Regions from separate parts of the Homo sapiens genome. Here region 2 is linked to region 1. Evidence: read pairs that join two places in POLR2A ChIA-PET (ENCODE). Cell type or tissue: Panc1. All regions are shown on one strand. Each heading gives the region's core, and the rest is flanking DNA. Links, peaks and the distances in the headings are about the cores only.

Region 1 (4,402 bases), core at 285-4,284:
GCAGAAATGAAGAGTGTGATACTGGCATAAGGGTAGGTATAAACATCATTGGAATAGATTTGGGAGTCTAGAAATAAACCCTACATTTATGGTCAGCTTATTTTGGGGAATCAATTGAGAATAGTGAAATCCATAGAGACAGAAAATTGATTAGCGGGGTTGTCAGGGGCTAGAGGGAGGAAAGAATGGAGAGTGACTGCTAGTACTTACAGGACTTTTGGTGGATGATGAAAATTTTGTGGAACTGCATAATAGTGATGGTTGCACAACTTTATGAACATATTAAAACCACTGGATTGCACACTTTGTTAAAAAATGTATGAATGGATGAATGAATGAATGACTATTCCAAATCATCCTCACACTTCTAGACATTTATCAAAGTTTGCCCTATTATATGATTATTTCTGAACATGGATGGCCTCCCCATATAGATTGTATGATGCTTAAGGAAAAGAATCACACGCCATTTACTCTTGTATCAAGAAAAATATTTATACCTGGTAGGAGATCAATAAACCCTTGTTGAATAAATTGATATCCCCAACACTCCAAGCTTTCTAACACTTATGTTTCCCTAAGAGCCTTCAATATGCTTGAGTAGACTCCAAAACCACAGATCCAGCCTCACCCACTCAGCTTCTTTGAGATCTGCAGCAGTTGCTTGCCAGATAATTAGAACCAAGAGCTTGTTTATGTCAATGCTGATTTTATTCCATTCCTTGTCTGAAGAGCTATTTTGCTAAAGTGTTTTTCATTAGGAGTTAAGTGATTCAATTCTGTGTTATACTCATCTTCCTCGTCTTCCAATAATCCAGCCTTTACTATGTCCCAGCCCCCTCTTCTTCTCCAGTCTCCCCTGTCCTTCTACATCTTCTGCTTTCTAAATTTGGAATTCTGTAGCCAAACAATGCACATTTTTTTGTTTTTATTGTCCTGGTCTTGCGGAAGGTTGATAGTTACCTCCACTCTGTGCTTTGGCACTCATTTATTCATCCATTCATTTATTCAACCAATACCTATGAACACCTAATATATACCCCCACACTGTTCCAGTTGCTCTGTTGCTCTGATTAATTTTGTTTTTACTCGTTGACATGGAAATGAAGTGTGTGTTTGCTTATGCAGCCAAAGGAATTTGTGTCGCACATCCTCTGAGAATGTTAGAGGAATTTGGTGTTTGTATGTGCTAATACCTAGTGATAAACTAGCAGACTCATTGATTAATAATTTCCATATTTGAAGGATCTTGAAACATGAATCAACTCCTTTTCATCTACCATAGGTACCAGTATTTTAATCAATTCGAATTTCAAATCCTTCTTGCAAATTTAAGCAAATTGCCATCTGTTGCTCAGGTTGCACTGGTTATGGCTTCAGTGTTACTGTTACCTTTGCAGCTTAAGTCAAAAAGGAAAAAGAAGAAGGAATAATTGTTGAGCATTAACATCTTGCTTATATAGGCATTCCTGACATATAATTACTGGCAGCTATCCAGAAAATGTGGCCTAGTTTCTGGAGGCCTGTTTAGTCTGCCATATTAAAAGATGCACAATAATGTAATCAACTCAAGAATTTGATTATCTGTACCTATATATTTTCTTTTTAATAGTGTAACAAAATCCTTCAGTCCCATTTTAAGAAAGCCTCAGAAACTGTTAGGCTTCATGCTGAGCTGAGTTCAAACTTATTATAAAACTGCAGAAATGAAGAGTGTGATACTGGCATAAGGGCAGGTACAAACAGAGAGAGGCCTAGATGTTCTGTGTGTGACTATCTGAGCAATGATTTAGGTGGGCAGAGCCGCCAGCTTCCAGACTGGCAGACCCAGTTTCAGGAGAGACAGTATCAGAGCACGGTGCTTGCTTGGGCCTGCCCCTTTCTCTCACTCCTCAAACAACCATTAGTCCTGTTTTCCAGCAGCTGCCTGTAGAGGAACCAAAAACAATTTTTTTTTTAATCAACCCTCACTCTGGTCTTCATGGAAAGCTGCCTACTTTGCTGTTGGGCCTCTCAGATTGCATGTTTGATCTATCAGGAACTGGCCTTCCTCCACCAACTCAGAATTCTCTCTAGTCTGGTAAGTAAATGTGTGCATCTGAACATTGAAATGTTTTTAAATCCTGAAACCAATTCAGAGGACTGTAGATCTGGAAGGCTGCTTAGAGCCTTGTTTAGTCCAGAGACCAGTAGCATCAGCATCACTTGGGTAATGCAGAAATGCCAATTATTAGACTTATTCCAGACTTTTACTGACTTAGAATCTCTGAGGGTGGGGCACAGAGATCTGAATGTTTCAAAGCCCTAAAGGTGATCCTGATACTAACTAAAGTTTGAGATGCCCTGGCATGTTTGTTATTCTGTGCCATTCTTCACATTCTGACCTCTTGCCTAAAGCCGGTTCACTTCTTTCTCAGAACCTATGGCCTGAATACCTGTTCCATTGTATCTTGCCCCTGTCACTGTTTCCCCTAGATGAGAGTTACTGATTCCAGCCTCCATTGTCCTCTCTGGACTGAACTCTGTATCTGCAGGCTCATTCCTGCACTTTCTTACTTTTCTGAGCTCAGTCTCTCACCTGTCTGCCTATGCGAGCTACCTTCATGCTTCAATTCCAACCTTTCTTCCTGCCTACAACTCCCCTCTTCTGACCTTACTGCAGAGGGTGAAATCTACACATTAAAGCTACCAGAGCATGATGCCTATTAACACAGGTATCCAAAAAGTTCTCTGTGCCATCTGTCTTTCCCCCTTGCTGCCTATCTTCCACACAGCTGCCAGTTATTTTCCTAAGGAACAAAACTGATACTATCGTCCGCTAAAAAGTCTTACAGACTTGCAATTACAGGCACAATTTTCTGCAGGATAAAGTTCAAATTCCTTAGCGTGATATCCAAAACCCTCCACAGCCTATAACTAATTTATATCCTGAATTTCATTGCTATTGTCCCTCTCACCCCCAGCACTACACCTCTCTCATGTCAGCCTCACATGTCTGACAATCTACTTGTCAGGCGTCAGTGCCTTTGCACCTGTTATTTCCTCTGCCTGATTTGCTCTTCTTCTTACTTCGCCGGTGACTAGTTTTTTAAGACTCAATTCAAGTGCCATCCCTTCAGTAAGGCTCTCACCACCTCCTTCAGGCTGAGTTACATGCACTTTTCCCTGGGCACTTGGTTGACAATTTTCATCTCATCACTTGTGACATTGTGCTTGAATTGTCAGTTTATATATCTTCTTTACAAACTAGAAACTGTTCATGCACAGAGAGAGTGTCTTGTCTTAATTGAAATTAAGAGCCTAATATGGTGGAGGGGCATGTTGTAGAAACTCAATAAATACTGCCAAATGAATATTCGGATTCTTAAGAAGTGTGCCCCAAGGAAATGCTGTAATAAGGAAGCTTGCTTTATAAATGTGCATGAGGTAAACCCCTTTGTAAATCAGGGATCCATTTTGTAAAGAAATAAATTACTTTGTGATATAAAATAGTCAATCCCTGATTCGTCTGTATAGTATTTCCATATCTATTATTATCCTAATATAATAGCATACCTATTATTTTTTCAAGCATATCTGCAATTTATACTGGCTTTCTAATTCGGAAAGTTCGTTGCTTATTCCGGGTACCTGAAGGTTTGTTTTATTCCAACTTCTGATAGACTAGGGTTTTCTAGAAAAAGACAAGGAATGTATGTGAGTTGTGACTTGTGAGTGCATGGAATTTAAAATATAAAAAAAGTTTAAAAGCTTCATTTTTAATATATGAAATAAATCTTATAGGTTTTTATGAAATTTTGTAGGTTTTTATGAAAAAATCTAAATCACTTTAAGTACTACTAAATTCAAGTTGTTTAAAGAAAATTCCATGTCATCTATAATACGTGTATGATACAATAGTCACCCTTTATCTTTGCGGGATATATTCCCAAACCCCCACTGGATATCTGAAATGGAAGATAGTACCAAGCCCTATAGAGACTATTTTTCCTATACATACATCCTATGATTTGATTTAATACCATTTCCATCTTAACTAAGCACTTATCACACCTGTGGCTATAACTTTTGTAGTTTGAAGTGCAGCAGCAAAACTAGAAGAAATTTCTTTTTCCTCGTTCACAATGTCATGGATAGATTTGTTCTTACTGTAGATCTTAGCAGCCTCAGCAACTGATTTTTTCTCTTTCCTTATTGAGTCAATTACTTTCACCTTTTCTTTTCTTTTCTTTTTTTTTTTTTTTTTTTTTTTTGACGGATTTTTGCTGTCGCCCAGGCTGGAGTGCAGTGGTGCCAGCTTGGCTCACTGCAACATCCATCTCCCGGGTTCAAGTGATTCTCCTGCCTCATCCTCCCAAGTAACTGGGATTACAGGCACCTGCCACCATGCCCAGCTAATTTT
Region 2 (4,402 bases), core at 158-4,157, 160 kb after region 1:
GTTCTTCTGATGAGCCTCTGACTGGAATTTTGACCTTGCTGTTTGACTTCTGGGAGAGCTGGATCCGTTTTCTGCTTCTACTTGTTTATTCCTGCATCCTCCCACCTAGGGACATTACTCAACCCAAGAGCCCCGACCCACTCTCCCATCCTGTCAGGCTTGACCTCTGCCCATTCTTGTGCATATCCATCCAAATTCTAGGCCCCAGGCCCTAACCATTGGCACTTAAGTCCCCACTGAGTAACTGAGCTGCTCAGCCTCCATCAGTCTGCCAGGCACCAGGATACCATCATCAGCACGTGTGCATTCTGCTATGCACTCTTCCTTTTCTTTCTCTGATTCTTGTCAGTCTCTAATTAAGCCGGTTGTCAATTTGCCAAGCAGTCAGCAAAAGTGCCCATAACTTCACGCAGTAGAAGATGAGCTCCTGAGTTGAATGACTGCCTAGCTGTTTTCAGGATTATTTTAATAACACTTTTTATTTGGCATTATCAAGGAGTAGGGTAGTTCCAGAAGTGAATTCTCCAGATAATTAAAATTTGGGATGTCAGATCTTACATTAAGAATTTTATAGGAGGCCTTCTATAATGCTTTGTGTACTTTTCTGCCTTCTTAAGCCAAAGATACAGATCATATGATCGTATTTTAACCCATCTCAGGAAACCGAGTGTCATCACTGAGTAATCTCATTTTGGACGGCTTGGATTTGGGGATTTGCACTCCATTTTCACCATTATTAAGTGTGTCAGGTTTACAACAGCCTTAAGATCTGGCTTTCTGCTTCAGTGGAGCTCATTTATTGTGTACCTCCTATGTGCAAAAGACTGCCACAGTGGTGTGGACCCTAAGGAACTTACTGTCTAATCTTCTAAAAGTTAGAAAATTAGAGATACAGCCTCTTAGGACAATTTTGAATGGGAGCTCTTCTTTGCCAAATAATGTTACACTGACTTTAGGTGCTTAGATGTCTTTCGTTTTCCCGTTTTGTTCATTCATTGAGCAGTTCTATAGACCAAACTGTACTAGGTGCTGAGGTTATAAACAATGAATGAAGTATTGTCCCTAACGTGCAGACCCTTCCTCCCTGGTTTTCAACCATTTGCCAGAAGGGTAGGTTCCAGTTACCAAAAGTCTGACCGCCTGACCCATCCTCCAAGTTGAAAATAGCTACTTAAATGTGCACACACACAAACCCGCATACCTATTAATGTAACACATTATTTCCACTTAAAGCTACCAAAATATAATTCCTATGAACATTAGCAATAAAAAGAATAAGAATAAAATGTAAGACAAGTATAAAAGATCTAGATTCTTAGAATCCAGTGATAATTTTGTGAGCTATCTCAAGCTGGATTCCTGGAAAAAGATACCCCACTCTATAAAAAAAAATTTTAATTTGTCTTTTGTGGTCTTTTAATAATCTCAATAATGCTACCATCTTTTCCTATTAAATATGTTTTTGGTAAAGGAAGAAAAATATTAATATGTCTAACAGCCAAGATTCCTTGGGAAAAGCATACAAAATTAATAAATAGGTCTAAAATAAATACATGGTTGCTTCCTTTTCCGATCACAAAATAATACAAATCTTGGGAACATTTGCACACTGTTCATTTTAAAATAAAATAAACTGCTCTGAGATAAGTACTTCAGAAATTACAAGGATGTAGGTGTTGTTATGAGAAGTGTACAAAGGGAAAAAGGATAACCAAATGTGTAGCGGCTAAAAGAATTTGAAAACTCCAACCGTAAGAGACTTTTTTCCATGACTTAATGAGGCTTTCTTAAGTACACATTCAGATGCTACGGAAATTCCCACTTCCAGATTAGGGAATTTTTGTATCTTCAATTTTTTTTTTTTCTTATTGTCTGCTTTAGTAGAGTTTTCCCTCTAGCTTCATTTGGGAAAATTTCATCTTCACTGTACTTTCCTTCCCAAGATGCAATTATGTTGACAATTTAGTGATTTATTTGAAAGGTGTTCTGACCAGTTATGGGTCACATTTGAAAAGCATCTGTGTTAACAGCTTGACATATGAAAATACAGCAAAACAGACAAGCTTTGATGCTGTCTTGGCCAGCCTTATCTCCAGTTTTATGGCCCTGGCTAGGAGACCTGATATATTTAGCCATTGAACTGCCATGTCAAGTCAGTGACATTTTGGAATTTTCCTACTCATTGGATATTCACGTTGCTTAACCACGTTCAGCCCCCTCCAACCCCCCAATCCCTGCCCAAAATAGAAAAATAAAACTACCTTAAGAAAGAGCGCCTGAAGTAAGTCTGAAAAGAAAGCATAATTGTTCATTTTTGTCTCTCATAATCAAATAAGCAGGCTTGGGAATTTACAAAGAAGAGCTATGTAAAATCTGCAAAGCATTATTAAAGCCTGAAAGAAGAGGTAATAAGAGAAACGAGAGACAGATAGGAATTGTTAGCTTCATTTATCTTAATACTTCCACCTGAGTATTTTTTCACTTGTAAAGAAATGTAAGAATGTGTGTGTCTTTAAAAAGTACTTTTTCTGTAATCCCAGCACTTTAGGAGGCTGAGGTAGGAAGATTGCTTGAGGTCAGGAGTTCGAGACCAGACTGGGCAACATAGTGAGACCTCATCTCGAAAGAAGAAGAAGAAAAATAAATAAAAAGGAAAAAAAAAAGCATTGTTTTCTAGAAATTTGCCTACAAAGAGGTTTTTCCAGAAAGACTTTTCTTAGTGTGTGGGTGTGTGTGCATATGAATGCATAGGAACAGAGGGTGCTGGCAGACAGCTGCTTTCCACAGCCAGGCCTGCAGTTTACCAGAGGACAGCACAGTGAGGCAGCAGTCCTAGAGACCATCAGAATCTGGAAACAGAGTTAATTACCCTCCTGACAAGACAGTACTACACACAGACCCAACAGGGATGGCTGTGTATGCCTTCCACAGTTGTACATTTACAGAGTCACCCACCCATACTCAAGAACTGCTAATTGGTTGTCAGCTTTCCCAGGGCTGCTAATCAGAAAGAGTGCTTCACACATTTCTCAAAGGAGATAATTAATATTATTTCTGAGGGAGAACCAGCTCATAGTAATCTATCTAAGAACCTTGTATGGATTAATTCAAAACCAGCAGTTCAGTGGAGTAATACAGATTAGACAGCAATTTAAAAGCATCCATTAATATTGTCATTTAGGCTACATATACCTGAAATATAAAAATTATTGTATTGTTTCAGAAGTGAATATATATAATTATACATTTAAAAATAACTGAGGATCAAAGTATGTTCATTTTTATTGTTCTCCCAGAGTTGTTGAACTATATAATGTGAGGGTAAGACTGATCTACAAACTTTATACCAGCATCTTAAAAGGCTGAATTTGAGTTTCAGCTTCTTACTTCCTTGGCCAGTTTTTGGAGAATTTCTCATAAAATAAACTAACAAAAGGCAAGAAAGTAGAGAGCTTAGATTTGTTTGCTTAACACATTTATAACACCTGAATAACCGAATATGTATTTATGGTTTAGTACCGTGGCCTTGAAGTTAGATTCATGATTTTCATTTTAACTTTATATTTTTAATCAAATTAATTGTGATCCCAGTAGCTTAATTTCGCCATTGAGTAGATAAAATTGCTCCTAGGAAATATGTGAGCATCAATATAAAATACCGATGGTGTTTTTCAATAACAGTGTCTGAAGCTCTCTAATTTGTAAAAAATACTAACATTTTCCTGGAAATAATTTTACTGACAAGACATCTGTTAGGCTTTTTAGGTTATGAAAGAAGTAACCCTAAATTTTTAATAAATGTAAAATAAAGAATCAACATGTGTTTGTGTATGTTATTGCACGTTAGAAGATATTTTCTTTCAAAATTTTGTTTTCTAAGACTTGGGATAAGAATTGGTGGCTGAGCATCTGCACTCCTGACACAATCCCAAGGGTTCTTTAAAAATAGCTCTTCTGGACAGTGTAAGGTGCTTGGAGGGTCTCTAAAAATCGTTCAAGAAAACAACAGGTAGAGGAGAGGAAAGTTTCCCACTCAGATGCTGAGTAGAAAACAGCAAACCAATGTAGACATAACAAACACCCATTTTTGTTCTTTATTGCTTCTAGGCTCAGAATATTTTAGAATTCTTCTCCACAAGGAAGCTGTTGGAGGGTTCCCTTTAGAAATAGTTGTAGCCAAAGACAGTGAATTCCTGCTGTTTCAAGCCTTCTTCCTTTGGAGGACATTAAGGTATTTCTTTGATTCCTCAGCTGATTCAATACAAGATGAGATAGAATTTCAAGGTGATCCTATAAACAGTACTTCACTGAATTTCCCCTCTCCAAAACCCCACCTCTGTGCAAGGATTTCCTCATTCTCCTAAATGAGGAAATCTAAGAACATTTCTCTCCTTTGAAAGAG

The links. Peaks named below come from ENCODE experiments on the same cell type or tissue, not always from the same donor. Only the 100,000 strongest peaks of a DNase experiment are listed, where the experiment ranks them.
Region 2: POLR2A ChIA-PET joins it to region 1 with 5 read pairs; 3 of 35 experiments call an interaction of 5 or more read pairs at or near these places.

What each region holds. Positions count from the first base shown.
Region 1 is chr2:36,328,808-36,333,209 of GRCh38, forward strand. No RefSeq gene overlaps it. Among named protein-coding and RNA genes, the nearest start is that of CRIM1-DT, 25 kb to the right of the region's middle. In Panc1, for the core only: no CTCF peak of the experiment used is centred there; no DNase peak of the experiment used is centred there; H3K27ac peaks cover 1,392 bases.
Region 2 is chr2:36,490,621-36,495,022 of GRCh38, forward strand. All of the region lies in intron 7 of CRIM1 (cysteine rich transmembrane BMP regulator 1), which reads left to right. Among named protein-coding and RNA genes, the nearest start is that of FEZ2, 110 kb to the right of the region's middle. In Panc1, for the core only: no CTCF peak of the experiment used is centred there; no DNase peak of the experiment used is centred there; H3K27ac peaks cover 4,000 bases.